Regions from separate parts of the Homo sapiens genome. Here all the other regions are linked to region 1. Evidence: chromatin loops called from intact Hi-C (ENCODE). Cell type or tissue: endothelial cell of umbilical vein. All regions are shown on one strand.

Region 1 (8,000 bases):
TGATCATAGCTCATTGCATCCTTGAACTCCTTGCCTCAAGCAATCTTCCTGCCTTAGCCCCCCGAGTAGCTGGGACTACAGATGCACACCACCATGCCCAGCTACTTTTCCAAAAAACATTTTTTTGTAGAGACGGGATCTTGCCATGTTGCCCAGGCTGAAGTGCAGTGACACAATCATAGCTCACTGCAGCCACCAACTCATGGCCTCAAGTGGTCCTTCCATCCCAGCCTCCAGAGTAGCTGGGACTACAGGTGTACACCATTGCACTGGCAAATTTATGTATTTAAAACCCAATCCATAGGTATTGGTTTAGAAAAAAATGTGATAATATTCTCAGTGTACTTTAGTGTGTTTTTAGAAACAAAGTTTTTCATCCAACTTCTTATTCGTATTTCCCAGAGAAAGCCATAGAGTAACAAATACTACTATTAATGTAGGCACATTCAAATGCATATTGAGTATAAGGCACTACTCTAGGTTTGGGGAATCTGAAGAGAAAAAGATAGGGCCCTCTCCTGCTAAGGCCGGTGGGGAATACAGGCAGCCATGCTTGATGTGAAGAAACTACAGTCATGTGATTGATACTTCACGCGGGAGTATCAGGTTGAACTGGAAGAAGGAGCACCTATGTCTGTCTGGGGCATCCAGGAAGGATTTTTCAAGAAAAAGTACCATTTCAATGTCAAGGGTGAGGACTCAGCAGACACAAAGGCACAGAGACCAAGACGAGGGGAGGCAGTGCCCAGGGTGGTTACGGGTAGGGACCAGAGCCTGGGACCTCCAGTAAGTCAAATACCCCTGCAATAGAGTTGTTAAGATTAACATGCATTCATACATGTTGAGCATGTAGGGCAGCACACGGCAGGTGGTTTAGCTCTTCTCCTAGCGAATATCACTGTAAGGGGAGGCAGGAAGGAGACGCAGGGCACAGCCTGGACGACTGGCCTGCCCAGTGGTGTGCAGTGTGACAGTTCTCAGGATGACTAATCAGCCCGGCCAGAGGAGGCACAGACCCAGAGACAGATGGGGGTTAAGGTCCACTCTGCCAGCCCCAGCGCTCTAAAGCAGGGGGTGGTCCCAAGGACCAGAGCGGCTGTCCCTGCAGCTGGGATGGGCCAGGTCACTAAGGGGCAGCAGAAGCAGAGAGCAAAACAAGGCCCAGGGAGAGAGGAGAGAGGGGAGAGAGAGATATATATATATCAGGGGAGGGAGAGAGAGAGAGAGAGATACTGGGAGAGGGAGAGAGAGAGATTGGGGGAAGGAGAGAGAGAGAGAGATAAGGAGAGAGAGAGAGAGAGACATCCTAGGGCGGTTGAAGGGGAGTGAAGAGGGGAGGACCAGGAGGTGAGGGGAGAAGGAGCAGGATGCGGTCCAAACCTTTCCCCTCCTCTTCCAATCCAAAGCAAGGGGTGCTGAGAAAGGCCAAGCCTCCAGGAGTAGCTGGAAGCGGAAGTTCTTATGTTGTGAGAAGAAGTGAGAATATGAAGAATGGAAGAGAAAGACCAGTCCCCTCCTATTCTGTAATCTGGGTTTTGTCTTGTAGGCTGTGGGGCTTGTGAAGACTTCAGGGGGGCAAGTGTAACCATTATAATGGCGTTATTATTGCTATTAATATTCTTACTATTTTAGCCATTTGAAAGTGTACAATTCAGTGGCTTTAAGTCACCATCATGTGTAGCCATCGTCCCCATCTATTTCCAGAGAGCTTCTTTTTTTTTTTTTTGAGACAGAGTCTCACTCTGTCGCCCAGGCTGGAGTGCAGTGGTGCGATCTTGGCTCACTGCAACCTTCACTTCACGGGTTCCAGGGATTCTCCTGCCTCAGACTCCCGGGTAGCTGGGACTACAGGCACACACCACTGTAGTCTGGCTAATTTTTTGTATATTTAGTAGAGATGGGGGTGTCTTGGTATTTGGCCAGGCTGGTCTTGAACTCCTCACCTCAAGTGATCCACCCACCTCGTCCTCCCAAAGTGCTGGGATTACAGGCATGAGCCACAGTGCCCAGCCCTTTCCAGAGCTTTTTTATCATCCCAAACAGAACTCCATACTCATTCAACAACCGCTCCCCATTTCTCCTGCCCCCAGCCCCTGCTAACCGGTCACCTTTCTGGCACTATGAATTTGCCTGTTCCAGGTACCTCATAAGAGTGGGATTGTACACTATTTGTCCTTCAACCATTGTCCTAATATTTGTCTGGCTTATTTCACTAAGCATGTCTTCAAGGTCCACCCACATTGTAACACGTATCAGAATTCCTTCTTATGGCTGAGTAATATTCAATTGTGTATTATTTTTTCTTTTTAAGCCACTCTGGCAGCAGAGTGAGATATGAATTGGCAGAGGCTGAACTAAAGGAAAGAGGGGCAAGGCTGGAATGAAGGTAGGGATGAAGGAGGAGGAAGAAGGCATGGAGATTGGCTGGAAGTACAAAGAGCTGAGAGTGAAGGAGTATAGAAAAGATCCCTGATTTCTCAGTGAGGCAGCTGGATGGAGGAAGCATTTTTGAGGGGTACAGCTGTGACAAAGGTCAGTGAAGAGAGTGGCATCTGAAGGTTAGAGATAGCCAATACTCTCTGAATCTTGAGATTTTGTACCTAGCAAAGTCCTGACTTGTATGTGTAATTTAGACAACTATTGGGAAACTAGCTTTACCCTGTAATTTTATTTATATGAAGTTATATTTCACCAAGTCTATTATTAGACAATAAAGAAATAGGTATTTCCATTAACAGGCCTTCTAGAAAGAAACAAAGGATGTGGAAGAGACTATGAATCACAAATATTTATGTTTATAGAGATTAAACCTTAACAGCACTCAAATTCTTCTCATCTGTGAAAAGCTGCAGCTAAGTACTTAGAAGCGGTTCTGTGCACCAGGCTGGAGCTGGTCCTTAGGTCCTCAGATCACCACTGTCGCTAGTCCACAGCCACTTCTCGTCTTGTAAATCCCTCCCACTCTAAACCCTGGGCTGTGATTACAGAATCAGCTCGGGGAAATGCTCGGATTCATCATCTTTCCCTTTGCTGCTTATTTAGCTTGAGCTCCTTCCTGCTCTCTAAGTGGACACATTTTACAAACTAATGAAAGCTTGCCCAGCACAGTAGATGGCACACACTGGGCACTAATTTATTCAATAACGCCAGGATGAAAATGCTTCCTGCTCTTACTGTCTCCCTTATTATCTCCATAATAAGAATATTCAACTTTCTAAGGAGCCAGGAACTGAAATGTGAGGTTATGGATTATTCATACTTTTATATCCAAGACTACGCACAAAGTATTTAAGATGTAAGATAAAAAAAATAAGCAATTTAGAACACAATGCTCACTTCCTACTGTCACTAGCTACCCTCAAAGCAGAACAAACAAACAAACAAACAAAAACCACTGTAAATACAATTTCTATGTCAGATAGAAAGCAATAATTCATTTAATTAAAAATTTTACATGTTAATTACTTCTATTTTAAAAAGTGTCCTGTCAAATGGTAAAAACTTAAAGTCCTGTCATCAATAAGAAACAATTTACTTCCAGAACATTTTAAAAAATTATGTAACCTATTTAAAATGTAAATAATATTATAAATATAGTATTATGTGTGTGGGGGGGTGTGGGTGTGTATAGGGGTGTGTGTCTTGATCTGTAATCATACTCACACATATACCAAATAAAATCCAATTCATTTTCTTGAAACTAAGAGACACAGTTCCTAAGCCTTGAACTGGTTTTGTTGGAGTCGTTGCAATTGTCCTTCATAACATCAAATGTATTCAGTTTTAGGGGAAGTCAAACATTCAAGTCACATTTGTAAACTGTTGAGAGCCACTAAACATATTAATCGATAATAATCAACACTTAATAGTAATTTCTACCAGTGCAAAAGGATATATTTTTGATTGGGGTGAATTCATTCTAAAGCATTTCAGATGTGCACAAGTAGGAAAGTCTGTACTGCTGTTATTCACAGTATATGGATTTTTGTTTTTGTTTTAAGCGCACATGTATATATGTACTACTTAACTAAAACTACTTTAAAAGTAAAAATGTCTATTTTTACAATATAAAATATTTATTTGTCCTAAGCTAGTCATTTTAGTTACAGTAATTAAGTTTCATTTGGTAAAAACTGCTATCCTAATTCAGTAAGACAAAAATATTTCCCAAATAGCTACGCATACCCTGTAGAATTAAGCCTGTTTAATCCACAAATAACTGCTTGAGTTTCAGTTTTCATTTCCTTTGTGAAAAAAATTCTCAATAACTTATCTTTCTCAGGATAGTCATGAAAAGTATCTAACATCAATAAGTTAATATTTTTTAATTACCCAAATTCTACCTGTGAACTAAAAAAACAGCCCGATTTAACAGGCATGCATTTTGTAAGCAGAAAATCATTACAAGAGTCTTCTGGGCCAGCAAATAAAATCGACAGGATTTTAAAAGCCACCCTGTGTTTAGAGCCCACCATATTATTAGGTCTTGCCAGATACAAAGAACATGGTTTCAATCACCAAATAGTAATTAGATGACAATACATCTTGCCAGTTGGCATATCATGACCTTCACTCCACACAGGGATATTGCTATAGCTCTTGTTAGTTAGTCTGTTCCCATTTTATAAGTACCTATAACATGGAAAATCTGTATCTGCTTAATTCAAGATGTTTGTCAAAGCAGAAGAAACAGTAAGGCATACATTAATTCAGTCACTGTGCCAGTTAAGGGATGGCAGCGTGCTTTCTTCCATTCCTCAGCTGTATCTACTAAAATTCACTGACTTCTACCAACAGGAAATTACTATTTCCTTGCTTTATGCATATTCTGACACCTTTCCTGAAGATGTAGCAATACTAGGAGTAAAACAACAAATACAGATTTAAATGAAGATAGATTTCTCACAAACCATTAGCTGATGTAGGTCGCAAGAATCAGATTAAATTGGTTTATTGAGACAGCCAGTCTATTTCAGAAAATAATTCTCTAACTAATACTCTCAAGTTATTGAGTAACTTAAAATAAAACAAGGTCAAATTTAACCTACATTAGAAAGAAGGTGGAGGTAGCAAAGCCTCAAAGAATCCAAATTTCAGGTGATTCACAATGCCCCACTGCTACAGCTGCAAATCCAATTCCAGCTTCTACCAAGAACTCCTGTCCTTCAAATGATGGTTTTAATTGTCGAAACTCCTCTGCGTTTCCCTCTAATGGAATATCAATGAAACCACAGAACCACAGACACACACAAACATGATTTCCTGAGGAAGTGATTCTAGGGCTAACATAACTGAACACGAGGGCCGTCTGTTAGTCTCGTCTGTTTGTTTTTCTTTAGCTGATGGGAAACATTACAAGAGCTCTCAGGGCCAAAGGGACTATGCATTTTAAAAATGTCATCCATCCCTGAAGCTGGATTATAATAAGCAGATAAAGAGACAAAAGCATTCTGACAACAATTTGAAGAGATTTTTCTTTCTGTCCATAGATCTAGAATGGGGTGATACATCACCTAAGGTGACCTCTCTCAATTATAGCTACTTTCATAACCTGGTTGCCATTTGAGCTTTAAAAAAAAAAGTTTCATCCACAAGATAAAATATCAGATGCGCTAAGAATACCAACTCCTTTAATTATGTGTGGTTAGCAAAAGCTAATGCAAAACTGCTCTTTTCCACAAATCAGCAAGTCGTCATTCACTCAATCAACCATCCAATGCTTTATTAAGCACCTACTATGTACCAGACACTGGAGCAAAAGATGTGACCCCTGGGTAGTTGTCCAATCTTATTTTTGTTACGTCCTGGCTTGAATCCCACACTCCAGCCACTCTGAGTCACTTGCACATCTCTAAAAGCAACATGCCTTTCTCATCTCTAAGCCGTTCTTTCTCTTATCTCATCTCTTGGGATGCTGTCCTTTTGGTCTGGAACCAAAAAAGAGAAGGACAGCATCCCAAGCTAAGAGAAAGAATGGCTTACAGATGAGGCACACTGCTTTCAGCCCAAATGTCTATCACCTCCTCCAAGAAGCTTTCCCGTTCCCCTCCAGCTGGCTTAGACACCACTTCTATGTTCTCCTAGGAACCTTTCTAGAATGATCATATTTTGTGTCCTTTTAGTCTCCCACACTGAAAAGTGAGTTCCTTAGAGGGAAGGCACCTACACACACACCCAGCATCTAGCCAACTGATGGACTCTATTGACCTTTATTTACCTTCATCTGCCTCGGCTACAAAGAAGACCCCAAGGACAGGGATCTGGTCTGTCTTGTATTCTTTCTGCAGTACCTAGGCAATGACTGGCACTCAGTAAGTGCTCAATAAATGCTTGTAGAAGGGGTGAAAACTAACTGAAATTAGGCCATTTTTAAAAAAAATTAAGCATATCTGGCTACCAGTATTTGCAGGCAATTCAGAAATCATGAGTATAGTAAGATTCATACATTATCAGTATGCTTTTATGATATCTCCTCGCAGAATGGTAAGTTACTTAAAAGAAAGAGTTACTAGGTAGGTAACTAAACTTAGATGTTAAACTAGTACTTCTACAAAATAATCTGAATCCATGCTTCATAATGTCCACTGAAAACCTGATAAATCAGCGTCTGGGGGTAGGGTCCCACTGCAAAGATCTGCAAAAAGGCAACGTTCCCTGGGTGATTCCAATGTCAATTGAGGGTTGAGAGTCACTGATAATTTCTCACTCCAACTAAAAAGGGCTCTAACAATTTGCCCCAAAATAGGCACTCTCAAACACTGCTAAATGGGAGAAGAAAATGGTAGCAAGGAAATGTGGCATTATCTAATAAAGCTACATATGATTTAACTTTTGACCCAGCAAAAGTATTTGCAAGTATTCATTCTGAAAATACAGCTCCACAGTACAAAATAGCATATTTACAAGGTAATTCATTTCACCATTATTTGCAATAGGAAAAAAATCTAAATTCCTATCCATAGGAATCTGACTAGACTACGTCTCTCCACCTGATGGAGTGGTATGTGTTTGTAAAACAAGAATGAGAAAGAAGTTTATGAATGGCTTTGGAATAGGAGCCAGGTTATATTGTTACGTGAAAGAGTTCACCTTATTTCAAGGTGAAAGAGTGAGAATATATATTTGTTTATTTTTACAAAAATAAACCCAGAAAGGACAAATCAATTAAGGGAAAGGTTCATGAATAAGGAGGCAGGTGGGAACAGAGAGGAAAGGCATGGGAGACCTCCTCAATATGACTTTTTTGAATTTTTGACTTTTGATCCATGTAAATATATTACATATCAAAAATAATAAATTAAAAAGGATAAACAAAATCAAACCCTAAAATTAAATACAAACAGAAACAAGTAAACTGGATTCAATTCAACAACAGAACCACATTCAAATCCCTTTTGAATACAAGCACTCCATACGCCTTTAGTGGGGTACATCCTTTAATAATAATAACTGTAAAGCAGTCTTGAACTTTACCTATTTGGTTAGTTGTTGGTATTGGTATTGATACTAGTATAGTAGTAATTCTGAAACTAGTTTGTATAGACCATATGCTAAAACAAATAAGCAACCAGATTGATATTGTCAGAAAACAAGGCCAAGGCTTTCTCACTGTGGAAGGAGAGACAAAAATTTTAGAATGGGAGAAGGTGAGAAGGAACATAGTTGTACTGAATTTAAATTGGAACCATCAGATTACACCCATGATTTAAAATAATACATAAATTTCTAAGCCTTGTCAACTGAAAGGCCTAGAAACAGTGACAGTCTAGTAACAATGAGCACACTTAGTTCCTAGATCTTGGTATCTAAGTAGCATTTCTCACTAAAAAGAAGCTGACATCTTTGGAGAAATGGTTGATTCCAGGTCTGGGGCAGGGAAAATACAAAGTGAGCCTGGAATGTCCTTTTGTGCCATCACGTGGGGACATGGGGACATGTCAAAAGGCCCCAGGAGCCAGCTCACAGTGGAGTGGCCAAATTTGGAAACATTTGAATATTGA
Region 2 (8,000 bases), 130 kb after region 1:
CACATAAGTCCTGCAGGCAGAGGAGACTTGAGTCGCAGCTCCTCTGAGCCTGCAGAGCTACTTACGGCCCTCCCTGGAAGGCCCTCTCCCCTTCCCTGCCTGTCTCTTCTGGGAGGCTGTTAGAAGGTTAATTCCCATCATATCCCAGGTTGTGAAGAAGAATGAGGTTTCCTTCCTTGCCCTCTTGAGAAAAAAAAACTGCAGATGATGAACCTGCTTAGCTGCCGTCTAAGACTGGGCTCTTGGCAACAGGGTTCCTCCCAACTCAAGCTGCTGTCATGGTTCCTCCTGCCTTGGTGTCCTGCTCTGTCACATGTGGGAAAAGGACCGTGGGGAACTGGCACTTTGGTGGGTCTTTCCTTTCTCTCTAGGTAAGCAATACACTGAGAGTGTCTCATTGCACTTTTACCGTCCAATCAGTCAGAACTTGGCCTTAACGGCTCCTGTGCCTGACACATGTTGGTTATTTAAGATCCATTTCGGTAAGAGGTAATTCTTTTGAAAATCCAAATAATTATAGGACCACCATGGTTAACTTTTTGGCAGGAAGAGGAGCAGTTCATAGAGCCCTCTGTGCACACTTTCCCTCAGAAAAACATAACTGCACAAATATTTGTATACATTTTGTAGAAGGGTATATACATACTCCATGGACCTCAGGCAGAAACCTCTGCTGTCAAGGGATTTAGGTCCAACCAATTACTCAAGCCATGAAATAAAATAGTATTATCAGATTGATGTTCTCTTATTTATGAGGCACCATGCTAAGCAGTTGAGTTGCAGCAATGGACAAAGACTGCCTGTCCTCATGGAACATATGACTGGCCTTCCCAGTGCAAAAGGCAGACACTAATCATACAGTCGCAGACATCAACACAAAGTGCAGCTGCAGGAAGTCAACAGGAGGGGTGCATGGTACCATGAGGGCTTACAGGAGGATCTGAACCAGCCAGAGAGACCAGAAAAGCATGCCCTAAGAAAATGTGATTGAGCTGAAAGCGGGAGGGTGGCAAAAGCAGAGAGGGCCACATGTGCCAAGGTCCTGTGGCAGATGGCACCAGGGAATCTGCTGGAAGGGGGCCCATGTGGCTGGGTTTCAGGGAGCAAGGGACAGTGTGGATGAGAAAAGGCAGGAGAGGTGTGTGAGGGGCAGCCACACAGGGCCTTCCGAGCCTCAGTAAAGGATTCTCCATGCTGCGAGAAAAAATGAGAGGACTTTCAGCTAGAGGCAGGTGGGTGGGCGTGCTGACCTGATTTGATTTGTGTTTGAAGCTGGGACTGCAGCACGGAGGATGAGCTAGATGGGGCTGGAGCAGACATGGGAGAGCCCCATGGTGCCCTATGCTGGGAGATCAGGTGTGAGATTAGGGAACTGTTAGAGTTGGAGGGAAGGGACAGATTTAAGAGCTATTTCTAAATATTTAAAAATTTTTAATTACTGTGGATACATAGTAGTTGTACATATTCATGGGGTGCATGTGATATTTTGCTACAAGCATACAAGGTATAATGATCAAATGTGGGTAAGTGGGGTATCTACCACCTCAAGCATTTATCACTTCTTTGTGTTAGTAACATTCCAATTCCACTTTTTCAGTTACTTTAAAATACATAATAAATTATTGTTAACTCCAGTTGCCCTATTGTGCAACTAAACACTAGATTTATTCCTTCTATCTAACTGTATTTTTGTACCTACTAACCATCCTCTCGCTATCCCCTCCTCCAGACTGCCCTTTCCAGCCTCTGGTAACCAGCATTCTGCTCTCTATCTCCATGAGTTCAGCTTTTTTTAGCTCTCACATATGAGTGAGAAGATGCAGTATTTGTCTTTCTGTGCCTCGCTTATTTCACTTAATATAATGTCCTCCAGTTTCATCCATGTTGTTGCAAATGACAGGATTTCATTCTTCTTAAGGCTGAATAGTATTCCATTATGTATATGTACCACACTTTCTTTATCCATTCATCCACTGATGGACACTTAAGCTGATTCCATATCTTGGCTATTGTGAATAGTGCTGCAGCAGACATGGGAGGTGCAGATATTTCTTAAATATATGGATGTCTTTTTGTTTGGATATATACCCAGCAGTGGTGTTGCTAGATCACATACTAGTTCTATTTGAGAGCTGATACGGTTTGGATCTATGTCCCCACCCAAATCTCATGCTCAGTTGTAACCCTCAGTGTTGGAAGTGGGGCCCGGTGGGAGGTGAATGTACCATGGGTGTGGTTTCTGATGGTTTAGCTCCATCTACCTAGTGCTAGTCTCATGATAGTGAGTGAGTTCTCATGAGATATGGTTGCTTAAAAGTAGGTAGTATCTCCCCCATATTTTTCCTCCTGCTCTGGCCATATGAAACGTCTCACTTCCCCTTTTGCCTTCTGCCATGACTGTAAATTTCCTGAGGCCTCCTCAGAGGCCAAGCAGTTGCCAGCATCATGCTTCCTGTACAGCCTGCAGAATCATGAGCCAATTAAACCTCTTTTCTGTATAAATTAACCAGTCTCAGGTATTTCTTTATAGCAATGTGAGAACAGGCTAATACAAGAGCCATTTAGGAGATAAAACTTGTAGGACTTAACAGAGACATGCTGGGCAGGTCTGTGAATTGTCAGTGGAGAGGAAAAGTTAGTAACTGCAGCATGGGGTGCTCTGAGCTGTGGGTCCCACAGCTGTGGAATGAGGAGTGCAGGAGGAAATGCATTCCCCTCCTGTTTTTCAGAGTCACTTGGCATTGGGAGGATTTCATAATGCTGACTTTTGCCTTTGCTGCCTTTCCTACCTCCTTCCATTGCCCCATCAATCTTCATTCAGATGGTACCTGCTTGCATTTCTTATGGGTATAGATTCCAGAATTAGAAAGAAAACAGATGGCCCAACTAACACCACCTTTTCACCTGAAGTTCGGAGGTGAAAATACTGCCCAAGATTTTAGATGTCGACGTTTCAAATAAACAAGAATTTATTCGTCGAAAATGTATCCTGTTGACCACTAATCCCCTGAGATGCCCTTCAAATGTTTGCTAAAATAAACTTGTTACACACTTTATATTGCAGTCTTTTTTGGATATGCATGATGCTCATTAGCATATTAAAGTCTCAGAGGAGTCCTGCAGCAAAGAAACACTAAATTCTGATTTCCTAAAGTGAACTCTTTTACCCTAACTCCCACTACTATTCCAAGCGCACAACTCAGGAAACCCATCCTCAGACCTCACTATGATTTCTCTTTTTTTATCTTTATTAAAAAACCCTGAATACTTTAATAGTAAAAATACATATTTATATTTCTCTCTTTTAAAAGATATTTAATAACAGGCTGGGCACAGTGGCTCACACCTGTAATCCCAGCACTACGGAAAGCCAAGGCGGGCAGATCACTTCGGGTCAGGAGCTCGAGACCAGCCTGGTCAACATGGCAAAACCCTGTCTCTACGAAAAATACAAAAATTAGCTGGGAATGGTGGTGGGCACCTGTAATCCCAGCTATTTGGAAGGCTGAGGCACGAGAATTGCTTGAACCCAGGAAACGGAGGCTGCAGTGAGCCAAGATCACGCCACTGCACTCCAGCCTGGGTGACAGAGCAAGACCCTATCTCAAAAAAAAAAAGATACTTAATAACAATACTTCAGAAGACTGGATTTAACTGCCCTGCCTTCTCCCTTCTGCCAGTTGTCCACCCTGGCACAGACACATGAAGGCAAAGGCCCCTGGAAAGAAACATCCCCCTTGGCTGTGACCTGTGGTTCGAGGGTGAAGACACTCTGCTGCTTGCAAGGTCAACAGAAAGGCTGTTCCCTCCTGTTCACTGAGCCATCCTGCATCCTGAAGTAGGCTCTCTCAGCCATGTGGATGAACAGGCCTGTGTCCACCACACGTGGGACCATTCTGGCAGCTCTGTTCACTTCACCCCATTTATGTACCTGGTCAAACTTCCAGTCCAAGATAAAATTCCCATTATCTGTCACCACTGGACCTGCCTTGTTGACAGCCATTTGGAATTCAACCACACCTGTAAACTTCTGGCTCATAGCTCAGCTCACTGGGACGAAGGCCACTGGGATTCCCTTGTGCCACTGATCCCCAGGGTTCTTTGAATCTTTCCTGATGACGGGAAAGAAGCTGACAGGCCTGGAGGGAAGTGGGAACGCAGACCAGGTCAGAATCTCCTGCTTCACCTTTCAGCTACTCGCTGCACAGCATGGACACTTGTAGAATCACTTCCAGTTCCCAGCACTTGGTTATTCCTCATGTGGTTCTCCACCACCCCGTGTCCCGCCAGTTCTTAGCCTCCTTGGCCTTGGACATCATGGAGGGGGCCAGGCAGACGCTGTTGGAGTTCCCATAGCTGGTGCTTGTGCTGCCAGCATTGCAGCAGGTCCTGGACTGTGTATGCCCTGAGAGCTGCACGTGGGAGCCCTGGAGGTTCCAGCTGTTCCCACCTCCGCTGGAGGATGCACCCCCAGCCCACCCCAGAGCAGCACCAGCAGCCGCCTGTAGAGGTTGCTGAAGGGCCCAGGGCACTGCCTCCTGATGACTCACTCTGGTGTCTGCTCTGTGATTTCTGTCGTCCCATTACATTAGGGCCTGAAGAAGTTTCTCGGGCTGTTCTTTTTGGCCTGCTCCCTCAATTCTTAGTCTCCACGGTTGGGAGCTGCTCTCTAGCTCCCACTGAAGCATCCCACCCCTTCTCATCCCTTCAAAATGCTCCATGCTCCACAATCACCCAATTGCTCCTCAGTTGCTTTCAAATCAAACATCCGTTGCCTCAGTACAACCACTATCAGCTCTCATAGAGGAAACAGTCTGCACCAGCCGATCCACGCTGATGATGAATGACTAATAGCCCACGACATCCTGCCCCTAGAAGACACGTCTTATCCCAAACAATCCCTGCTGTTGTGATTTTTCATAAACCAACACCAGGGGCAGAGGTTTTGGGGGCAAAGGAACCACCATAAAAAGCCGACCAGCCCTGGTCACTTCCTCTAAGTGATTTCTCCTCTTCAAAAATCTACTTTCTCTACTCTTGAAATCACAGGATCTATAAAATATTTCCATCGTCTAGTCATCTGCTACCCCAGGAGCACCAATTGGTGTGAGCAGCAGAGAGAGAGCTGTTCACTTTTCTCGAGGCTGCGGAGGGAAGCAGGCAGGGGACGAGGCCTGTGATGCTGGATGGATTATGCATGAGGTGCTCACTAACTCTCATCTGTTTGTGACAAGCTTACCACTATGAAGTCCTCCAAACCCTATGGGAAGACAAGAATGATGCTCATGTACTAGTTATGTAACCATACAAACACTTATGTCTTCATGCGCCATATTTTTTCATCTAAGATGAGGCAGGTATTGTCTTTATGAGCACTGGCGGCACCCATTGGCTTACGTGAATGGTTCCATCAGACATCCCTGGATCTTTTCCCTTTTCTTAGCTTTTCTTTGTTCATTCCTCCAGCCCGTCATAAATGTGACTCAACTTTTTCCTTTTCTCTTTTTCTTTTTGAAACGAGATATCTCTCTGTTGCTCAGGCTAGAGTGCATTGGCACAATCCTGGCTCAAAGCAGCCTTGACCTCCTGGGCTCCAGCAATCCTCCCACCTCAGCCTCCTGAGTAGCTGGGATCACAGGCATGCACTACCATGCACATACATGATTATAATCAATATTTGTTTTTGTTTTGTTTTTATAGAGATGGGGTCTCCCTATGTTGCCCAGGCTGCTCTCAAACACTCCCACTGAAGTAATCCTCCTGCCTCGGCCTCCCAAAGTGCTGGGATTACAGGCATGAGCCACTGTATCCTGCTGTGACTCAGCTTAATCAGCTCTTCTAGGTTTCTCAGGGATTCCTTGTGTTCCCCTAAGTTAGAGAGAAGCTACGAGTTGTTTCTTGAGATCACAGTGCATCCTCTACTACAAAGAAACTTTTTGGTTGTTCTCTTCCAATTGGCTGGGCAGGGGCCACATCCTTCAGAAGAACTTGGGAGGTTCCTTCTATGCTAATCCAATGGTCTCTTTTCTGAGAAGTGTACATTCTTCTATTTCTTGGTGTCAGAAATTCTTGATCATCAAGCAGATTGTCTAAGACCTCTATTCTTTTCTTTAAATTATCTTTCCTTCCCTTTATTCTATGACAATATTCCTTCACCTCTTAATGTGAATGACTGCTTTCTGTCCTTACAACCTTCTCTGACATTTCATTCAGCCTTCACCTAATTCTCCCACTCCAATTTCTGATGCTCCGACAATAGTGTCAGTTGCTTCTAAGAACTCCTTCAGGAGCTGCAGTCAAGAGTGAGGACTCTATCTCTGCCTCTCTGTCTCTTTTTGTCTCTTTTTCTCCATCTTTCTGTCTCTTTCTGTCTCTGTATCTTCCTCTGTCTCATACACACACACACACACACACACACACACACACACACACACACAAACAATCCTTAGACCCCATGTTAGGAAATACTCTTAGAAATATGGCTAGTACCTGGTATAATTTAAGCAGAACAACAAGACCTAAAAGCCTGAGAGTGTTCCTGGAAACAGAAGATCCTATTATTGCCAACAGTTTGAAATCGTCAAGTACTCACATTTTTCAAGCCACTTTGCCAAACAGCTAAACATGATGCAAGTCTGCACTATTTCAAGTCATAGTTCCAAAGTTCTTTATGAGAGGGGTTATCTCTGGCATGTGTCCAGATGGATGGGAAAATGCCAGCAAACCACGGCAAAAAATACTTGGCTAGCTTAGATGTAGAAGAGGAAACAAATTTAATGAGTTCCAGGTATAAATCATCCATGCTAGCTATTTTATTGCTCTTCCCCTGGAACAACAGTGTCTTAAACTTCTCTGGGATTGGCCCAGATAGAACATACATAGGGAGAATCATCACTCCATAGGCTAGAGCCACAATTAGAAGAGCTGTGGTTTTTTTCTATGAAGCGAGCAAGGCTGCCTGCATTGGACACTGTGTTCACAAAGTATAGACTGAGGAGATCAATCAAGCATCATTTTAAGGAAAGAAAACCTCAAAGGCCTGCCTTAATTCTGATACTTTGCTAGAGTCCCATCCCTCAAAAAAATACAGTTGTTTACCCTTTAGTTTTTCATGCCTTATTTGTTTCACCCCTAAGGAAATGACTTCTGTTTCGGTTCAGTTGACCTTGCCGGAAGTTATGCACACGTGGACAGCCATGAGGACTAAGGAGCAGTGAATCCTATGGACCCTTTTTCTTTTATTTATTTGAGACAGAGTCTTACTTTGCCACCCAGGCCAGAGTGAAGTGGTGCAATTATGGCTCACTGCAGCCTTGACTTCTCTGGCTCAAGTGATCCTCCCATCTCAGCCTCCCGAGTAGCCAGGACTATAGGTGCACATCACCAGACTCAGCTAATTTTTTTATTTTTTTTGTAGAGATGGGGTCTTCCTATGTTGCCCAGGCTGGTCTCAAACTCCTGGGCTCAAGACATCCTCCTGCCTCGGCCTCCCAAAGTGTTGGGATAACAGGTGTGAGCCACCATGCCCAGTCTATGGACCCTTTCTGGAAAAGATGGTTGGTTTGGAAATTTGACAGTGAAGCCCAAGGAAGGGAGGATTTGAGTAAGAGAGGTTTGGTCCACTTATTCCTCCAGTCTCTGGCGTAACCCACATCCCTGCCAAATTAGTGGGAGGAGCATATACTGGGACAAACCTCTCTTCAGTGCTTCCCCTTCTCCACACTCCTGGCATCAAAGGTCTTCAGCAATTTTCCCATCTCCTTATTGAAAATCAATTATCTGTTCATTCATTCATACAATGACAAGGGTCTAGGTGTACAGGGGAGTACGCAGTATTAAAATAAGGACAGAAGGAGTATAAGGGTAACTCTTCAACTCTCAACCCTCTGGATCTTAGTAGCCCAAATCACGAAGGGAAATTTCCAGACCCCTCACTTTTGAGCCACAGGTAATAGGTTATTACAGGTGATCTGTCTAAGAACTATCTTAGATTGACCTTG
Region 3 (8,000 bases), 290 kb after region 1:
AATTGAAAACAAACCTAAATATATCAGTTATTATAGTAAGTATAAATGGTCCGAAAACACCAACTAAAAGAAAAAAAGTAGAATACTGGATAAAAAAACAAACAACAAAGTCAATTATGTGCTACTTACAGAAGACATACCTTAAATATAAGAACATCAAAATGTTAAAAGTGAAAGGATATGAGAAAAGACATAACACACAAATATAAACAATGCTGCTGTCATTATACTAATATAAGTCCAGGCATTGACTTTAAGGCAAAAGTCTTAAGATAGGGTGAGGGCATTGGCAAGGGCATTTGCCAATGACACACTAGAATGCAAAGACTAAGGTAATGCTGAGAGATGATGTAAGGCACAATAGAAAGCCAGGGATATTTCTGAAGAAGAAAAGGCTACAATAGCAGCCAGCAGTGTCATTTTAGTCTTAGGAAAAGTTGTTCTAGTAAGTCACATAAAGAGTTGGCACCACAATTCCTGTGCCCAGACCTCAGAATTCACCCATCAAACCACAGAGGTAAAAAAATTCCCATTCTAAACCTTATTCAGGCAATAAATCCAAGCACTTTACACATTTTTATCACTAAAAGCTGATAATCTATTGAATATTATTCAATAAATATTGAATATTTTATTGTTATACATGAATTAACACATAAATTATTCCATGATGCAGAAAAGTTTCTACTTCTTAAGGGCACAACCTTTTGCAGGGAATTCTATTTATCTGAATGGATGGTAAGAACATTTCCTATCTATTTTTTTTAGCTCCCACATATGAGTGAGAACATGTAAAATTTGTCTTTCCGTGTCGCTCTTATTTCACTTAACATAATGATCTCCAGTTCCACTCATGTTGCTGCCAGTGACAGGATTTCATTCCTTTTTTATGAATGAATAACATTGCATCATGTATATATACCATATTTTCTTTATCCCTTAATCTACTGATGGGCACTTAGATTGATTCCATATTTTAGCTACTGTAAGTAGTACTGCAATAAACACGGGAGTGCAGATTATCTCTTCAATATATTGATTTCCTTTCTTTTAGATATATATACCTAGTAGTGGAATTGTTGGATCATATGGTAGTTCTATATTTAGTTTTTTGAGGAACCTCCAAACTGTCTTCCATGGTGGTTGTACTAATTTACATTCCCACCAACAGTACACAGGGAGTAGAGAGTAGACTGGTGGTTACCAGAGGTTAGAAAAGTAGAGGGGAGAAGGCAATGAAGAGAGGTGGATTAATGGGTATAAATAACACAGTTTGATAGAAGAAATAAGAGCTGGTGTTCAATAGAGCAGTAGGATGACTATGGTTAACATTAATATATTATACATTTCAAAATAGCTGGAACAGAATAATTAAAAAGATCCTGGTGTACAGAAAAGATAACTATTTAAGGTAATGGACATCCAAATTTCCCTGATTTGATTATATGAATGTATCATGTACCCCTAAAATATGTATGTAATGTATCAATTTTACAAAGAAAATTTTCAAACTAAAATTCCTAGATTACTCATATAAGCTAAATTTCTACTTAACTTCCTTATATTATTTTTATTTCAATTAATATTTTTTTTATAATATTCAGAATCCAATAGCAAATTTTTATCAGTTCCCTCTTAATGAATGCAAATGCCTAGCACTTCCTTGCTTCTAGGTTGATAGCACAAACAGCGACAAGGACATCTGGAGTGGATTCAGAATAGCAGCAAGATCAAATACAGGGTTGAAAATTAACTTTCCCTAAGGAAAGGATGAAGGAACTACATAATTTAATATGGTGAAGAGAAGACTTCTGGAATGAAAATATGTTCTCAGATGCTAATAAAAAAGACCCTGATTAGTTACTCTTACTTGTGAAAAGTAAATTGATTTACTTGGTACAAGAATCTTTGTTCAGAGAATATGTTTTCTTTTCAAGAAAGCAGTTTAAACATTGACACCAAAGAGTTTAGATTCCTTCCAGTTCCCTCTAGACCTATCTTTCCTCTTTTTCCAAAATAATACAAGTTTTAGATATAATATAGTATAATAATGATAAATTATTCATCTATAAAGTCTCTGGGATATTTGCAGCGTTAATTAACTCTCATGCCCTTATAAAGAATAAGCCAGCAATGGAATGTAAATTTTTGATTAACAAAAATGACCATAATAGAGGCTGGGTGCAGTGACTCAGGCACTTAGTACTTTGGGAGGCCAAGACAGGAGGATTGCTTGAGGCCAGGAGCTCGAGACTAGCCTTGGCAACATTAGCCAAGCATGGTGTTGCTCACCTGTTGTCCTAGCTACTCAGAAGGCTGAGGCAGGAGGACAGCTTGAGCCCAGGAAGTCAAGGCTCCAGTGAGCCATGACTGGGCCACTATACTGCAGCCTGGGCAACAGCGTAAGACCCTCTTTCTAAAAATGAAATTTAAAAAAATGAAAGACTATAATAGAAAAAAATTCTTAAAGCCTTAATAATTGCTGAAAAGTTACATAAGTGATCAAATCTGCACTTAAATGCCTACAAGATGATGGAAAATGAGGATAATAAAAACATACTGTCTACTGATGAGAAAAAACAAACCATGTCTTGAGTGAAAAAGAAGGCACATTAAGAACTAAATGGCTGAAAAAAAGCTATCATGATATTAATTTGCTGATAAGAACTTTCAAAGAATATTACCATTTATTCCATAGACCAAATCAGGATGATTTTTCTTCCTAAAATCAGGATGAAAATAAGAGTGAGGAAACTGAAAGATATTAGAAAGCAGTTGTACAATGAATATCCAATTCATTTCACCTTTTGAATTAAGATAATAAGAGTCTGATACCAAGTTAGTTTAACAAGAAAATATGGTATTATCCACATCTATTCAGTTTTTGAATTTTAGATATTAAGGGAGAGTTTGAATAGTAAGGGGCATCTAAAATATTAACTGAATGTTTGGTTCCTATGTTAGGAAAACTAGTTAGCATAATGAAGAATAGGAAAGGATACTGGAATGCAGACAATAGGAAACTTGGAAGGCCAGAGAAGAAGAAGATCCACTAATTTTATCACATATTATAACTCATTATATCTTCTGTGACTATAAAAATGAAAAAAAAAAAGTGAGACAAAACTGTATAGAAAAGGTTTCTCAAAATTCTACTTTTATGAACTAATTATGAGCCCTAATGCATGAAGCATCATATAGAGAGACTGAAACACTCAAATTTTCACAAAGGTGTTATGACACTAAACTTGTTGGCTTACCTCCCTGACAACTCCTTATTCAGAAATGGAATAACTTCTTAACAATAAAAACTGACTATGTCTATATAATGAGCTGCCATTAAGATCAGATTTTGAGAAAAATGATTAAATAAACCACAGCAACATTAGTAGACCAAGCATTCCACAGAAATACCATTATTTACTATATTACTGAACTATACATGTGATCTAAATCTGCTTAAAAGAATACTTACCAAATTTCACTAAATTTACTAATTTACCAAAAGATCTGATGGTATTCCCTTTAAAAACATAAAGGTACTAAATTACATATCATTTGAGGCAGAAGGAATGGCAAAAAAAGATACCAGATTAGGAGAGAGACTGTCTAGATTCAAGTTTTAGCTGTAAATCTCACTAGCAAGGTAACTAAGGACTTGGGAGTTTCAGGTTTATTATCTCTAAAGTGGAGGAAAACCTGCTTCCCACAACTCACAGGTACCTGTGAATGATATGCGTAAAATGCAAATCTAACCATGCCTTAAAATCCACTACTTTGAGGACAAAGTAAAAATGCTAAACCTGCCTATGAGGAGAGATATGGCCCCTGCCCATTCCTCTCTTTTGCTCTTTCCTGCACTTCTTCAAATACCAGACATCATATGCCTTAGGGCCTTCTCCAACATGCTTTGAAATTTTTGTTGTGTTTCCTTTCAATGTGTGTGCATGGGAAAACAGGCAAAATTTATTTTACATTTTGCCTATTTTTCTTTGCTAAAAAACTTTATGTCTCATTATGTGCCTTTATGTAAACCTATTTCAGAAAACTATAAACTATAGAAATACTTCTCTTTTAAAAATATTTTTCTCGTCAAAAAACATGTAATTATTTTTAATAGTTAAATACAAAAAAAGCATGAGTAAAAAATAAAAATCACTGCCAGAGCACATATCTTACTAATGTTAGCATTTTTCATTAAATTCCCTTTATATATAAATATACAATTTGTACATACATGTATATAAATATACATGTTTGTACATACATGTATATATACACGTTTGTACATATGTGTATATAAATATACACGTTTGTACATATGTGTATATACATGTTTGTACATATGTGTATATAAATATACACGTTTGTACATATGTGTATATAAATATACACGTTTGTACATATGTGTATATAAATATACACGTTTGTATATATGTGTATAAACACACACACACACACGAATTTTTAATGTAGTTGTAATCATACCAAATGTGTAACTTTGTAAGTTGCATTTTGTTGATGATTATATTATAAACATTATTCTAAGACATATTAGAATCTGAAAACAGAACATTTAATGGTTGCATAGTCTTTCTAGTAGACATGTTATTATTGTTCAATTATGTGGCTTTCCATTTTTTTGATTATAAGCAATCCTAGGATGAATACCTTGGGGCAAAGACTTTTTCACATTCACTTCCTGAAGTTCTGTATCACACGATGGAACTGCTTGGTTAAAGATTTTAAATACTTTAAGGTTCTTTACAGTGTGGAATTTACTCTCCAAAAGAGTGATTATATACGTGTATACTACAACAGCATTTTGTGTCCATTTAGCAACATAATCATATAAAAATCTTTTTTGCTAATTTCAAAAATGGAAAAAAGTATGTCTAACTTGAATTTGTTTTTCTTTGATAAATACTAAGGTTGTGTTTGGTGTATATTCTATTACGAAAAAACTTTTTTAAGTCTTGCTTTAAAATGGGATGTTAAAGTTATAAAACTAGAATAACTAAATATTTTAAAATACGAATGAAAAACACAAAAATCAGTGTTTTCATGACATCATACATAACTCACAAAGAATAATTTGGAAAATCTGAATAACAATTCTGAAATACAGTAAGTTACAAAAGTTTTATGACTTACTAGTTGGTGATTACTAGAACCCATCAAGGGTTTTAGTAACCCAATTGTATAACAGTTTACAATTAAAACAGCATGAGAAAAAAATCTGAAAACAAGAGTATCTGGATCAGTCATTGTATCTATTTTTGGCCAAGCAATTTCTCCATGCAATTTCTATTTTTATTAACAAACAAAAGCAGTTTCAAAAATATTATTATATATATCACAAAATACCATAAGACTTCACCTGTTTGTCCTAAGATTCTTTCAACATATATAACATTTAAATAATAATTATCATACTTTCTAGTGATTAATACATTTTTCTACATTCTGCCAGATAAACTAAATATTGATGTCATGAATTCATGGTAAACACTATAGTGTTTGCAAACTGACAAGTTTATGTCATTTTTCTAAAATTTTACCACAGAAAATATCATTTTATATTACAGGTGCTGAGTGATTTATTAGGCTGGAGCAAAAGAACTAGTGTAAACTATGATCAAGGAACATAAAAATCACTGTAATGAAATGCTTATATGTGCTTAAAAGCTTCATGTGAACTTTTTAAAGTCTCTGCATCCCAGTTTCATCATGTATTGAAAATCTATTTTACAAAATGTAAAAATAGGGAAAAACAATATTAGCACTTCCTACGCTTTCCCTCTGTCCTTGCCCAATATTCCAGCCTCTAGTATCCTTAACTGAGGGATTTCACCCAGCCTCACAGCATCAATTAATACTAGGGTATGGATAATTTCCAAAATCTATATTTAGAGCTTGATTCCTGCTCCTGAGCTTTAGATTCAGATTTCCGATTGTCTATACAGTCACACCATGATGCTGTTCTACAGACAGCTCAAACTCAGCAGATCCACAACTGAACTTGACCCTCATCCTATGAGCAGCAGTTTAGTAAATCATAATATATGTCCAACATCCGTTCAACTTAATTGTTGAATGATTCAACTTCCATTGTACCTTAATGATTCAACTTCCATTGTACCTTAAACCCCTAACTTCCTTCCATTCCTATCTTGTCAATCTTAAAGCAGTATTTCTCAAGGAGGACACTGGGAAGGATAAATCTTACCCTGGTTAGTGATAGATTCTGTGCCAGACTGCCTGGGTTCCATCCTAGCTTCAATGTTTACTAATTCTGTTACTTGGGGGAAGTATCATTCTGATTCAGTTTCCTCATGTGAAAATGAGATACAGGTGCTCCTCAACTTAAGATAATGCTACATCCCAATAAACCCACCATAAGTTGAAAATATCTTAAGTCAATTTCCATTTACATCTAACCAACCAAACATCATAGCTTAACCTAGCCTATCTTAAATGTACTCAGAATATTTACATCAGGCTACAGTTTGACAAAATTATCTAACACAAAGCTTGTTTTATACTAAAGTGCTGAATATCTCATGTAATTTATTGAATACTGTTGCTGAAGTATGGTTTCTATTGAATGCGTATAGCTTTCACACCATCATAAAGTCGAAAAATCCTAAGTCAAACCACTGCAGCCGAAGTATCTGTAATAACAGTACCCGCCATATCAGGCTGTTTTAAGAATTAAATGAGCGAACACTGATAAATTATTTAAAACAGTGCCTTGCATACACTAAGTACATAATAACTGTGAGCGGGTAGTCATGAGGAAAGCAATGGTGCAAGACCTTATCATTTGCTTGAACAACTGCAACAGTCTGGTTTTTTTGTGTGTTTTTTTTTTGTTTTGTTTTTTGAGACAAGGTATTGCTTCTTCACCCAGACTGGAACGCAGTGGTGTGACTGAGGTTCGCTGGAGCCTTGATCTCCTTGGCTCAAGTGATCCTCCCATATCAGCCTCCTGAGTAGCTGGGACCTATATCCTGTGGCATTTTTCTTACTCCAATTATCCAGGCCATAATAAACATACATAATAGCGGAAGGAGAAGATAGGACTGATGATGGAAATGGCAATTAAAAATACATGGTGCTATTTTCCCAACAAGAAAATGCATGGGAAACTACACATGGAAAACATACCAACAAACTTATGAAAAATCCTTATGAAATTTTCTAACTCTTGGTTTAGGATATTTATCTTCTAAAATATTTTTTATTCCCACTTTTATAATGTCAAAAACATCTTATAATTCCCACAAGAATTATTCCTGAATTTAAAAATATCATATATAAAACAACTATACATTTAAAAATCACTATACTATTCATGACATTACCAAAAAAATATATAAAATTCCTGAATTTCAAACTTGGGGAAAAGGATTTGATTATTTTCTTCCCCTCTTTTCAGATACTTGTGACTGGTGTGACAAACTGAGGACTTTCAGAGATATCATCTTTGGAGATGATGAGATTTGCTTGTGGTAAAAAGTATAAACAAAGAAATGGCTGGAAGCCAGCCAGGAGGAATGCCAAAGAAACTCCTAAATGATCAGACCACAGAGCTAGTAACATAATTAAAACCACTAGGCCACGGAAGGTATTTTACATTTAAACAAGGAACTTTAGAACAGATGGGGTCCATAAGAGATCAGGGGGAAAAGCTACCCAACTCCAGAATCACTGCATAGGTAACAGTGTTAGCTCAGGGCACAGCTGGATACTCACATGCAGCCACAGAGATCAAGAAAAAAAAGAAAAGAAAAAAAGGTAGAAGAGTTCATTTAGGTTGATATGAGGAAAAAATTATCCTTTGTTTTCACATTACAAAAGTGGGTTTTGAGTCATTAAAATATTTTAATAAAATGTTTAAAATATTCATTAAATTCTATAAGCCCATTATTTCTAGAGGGCTATAATATTTTATTATTACATTTGCATCTACTGTCCCTTAGCTAAAATACATTTTC

Evidence for each region. Peaks named below come from ENCODE experiments on the same cell type or tissue, not always from the same donor. Only the 100,000 strongest peaks of a DNase experiment are listed, where the experiment ranks them.
Region 2: it touches region 1 in a loop (1.8-fold over the local background); 1 of 110 quality-filtered maps calls a loop at or near these places.
Region 3: a loop joins it to region 1, with 2.6 times the contacts of the local background. A loop is called at or near these places in 1 of 110 quality-filtered maps.

What each region holds. Positions count from the first base shown.
Region 1 is chr18:61,828,314-61,836,313 of GRCh38, forward strand. The region is part of intron 1 of RNF152 (ring finger protein 152); the gene reads right to left. Among named protein-coding and RNA genes, the nearest start is that of RNF152, 61 kb to the right of the region's middle. In endothelial cell of umbilical vein, no CTCF peak of the experiment used is centred here; DNase peaks (open chromatin) are centred at 3,008, 4,718, 5,298 and 5,878; H3K4me3 peaks cover 302 bases; H3K27ac peaks cover 4,037 bases.
Region 2 is chr18:61,953,482-61,961,481 of GRCh38, forward strand. It overlaps the pseudogene RPIAP1. Among named protein-coding and RNA genes, the nearest start is that of RNF152, 64 kb to the left of the region's middle. RefSeq lists a silencer at 2,198-2,307 and an enhancer at 5,097-5,266. In endothelial cell of umbilical vein, a CTCF peak has its summit at 4,514 (motif pointing right); DNase peaks (open chromatin) are centred at 2,380, 4,830 and 6,710; H3K27ac peaks cover 782 bases.
Region 3 is chr18:62,120,823-62,128,822 of GRCh38, forward strand. The region is part of intron 14 of PIGN (phosphatidylinositol glycan anchor biosynthesis class N); the gene reads right to left. Among named protein-coding and RNA genes, the nearest start is that of PIGN, 62 kb to the right of the region's middle. In endothelial cell of umbilical vein, no CTCF peak of the experiment used is centred here; no DNase peak of the experiment used is centred here.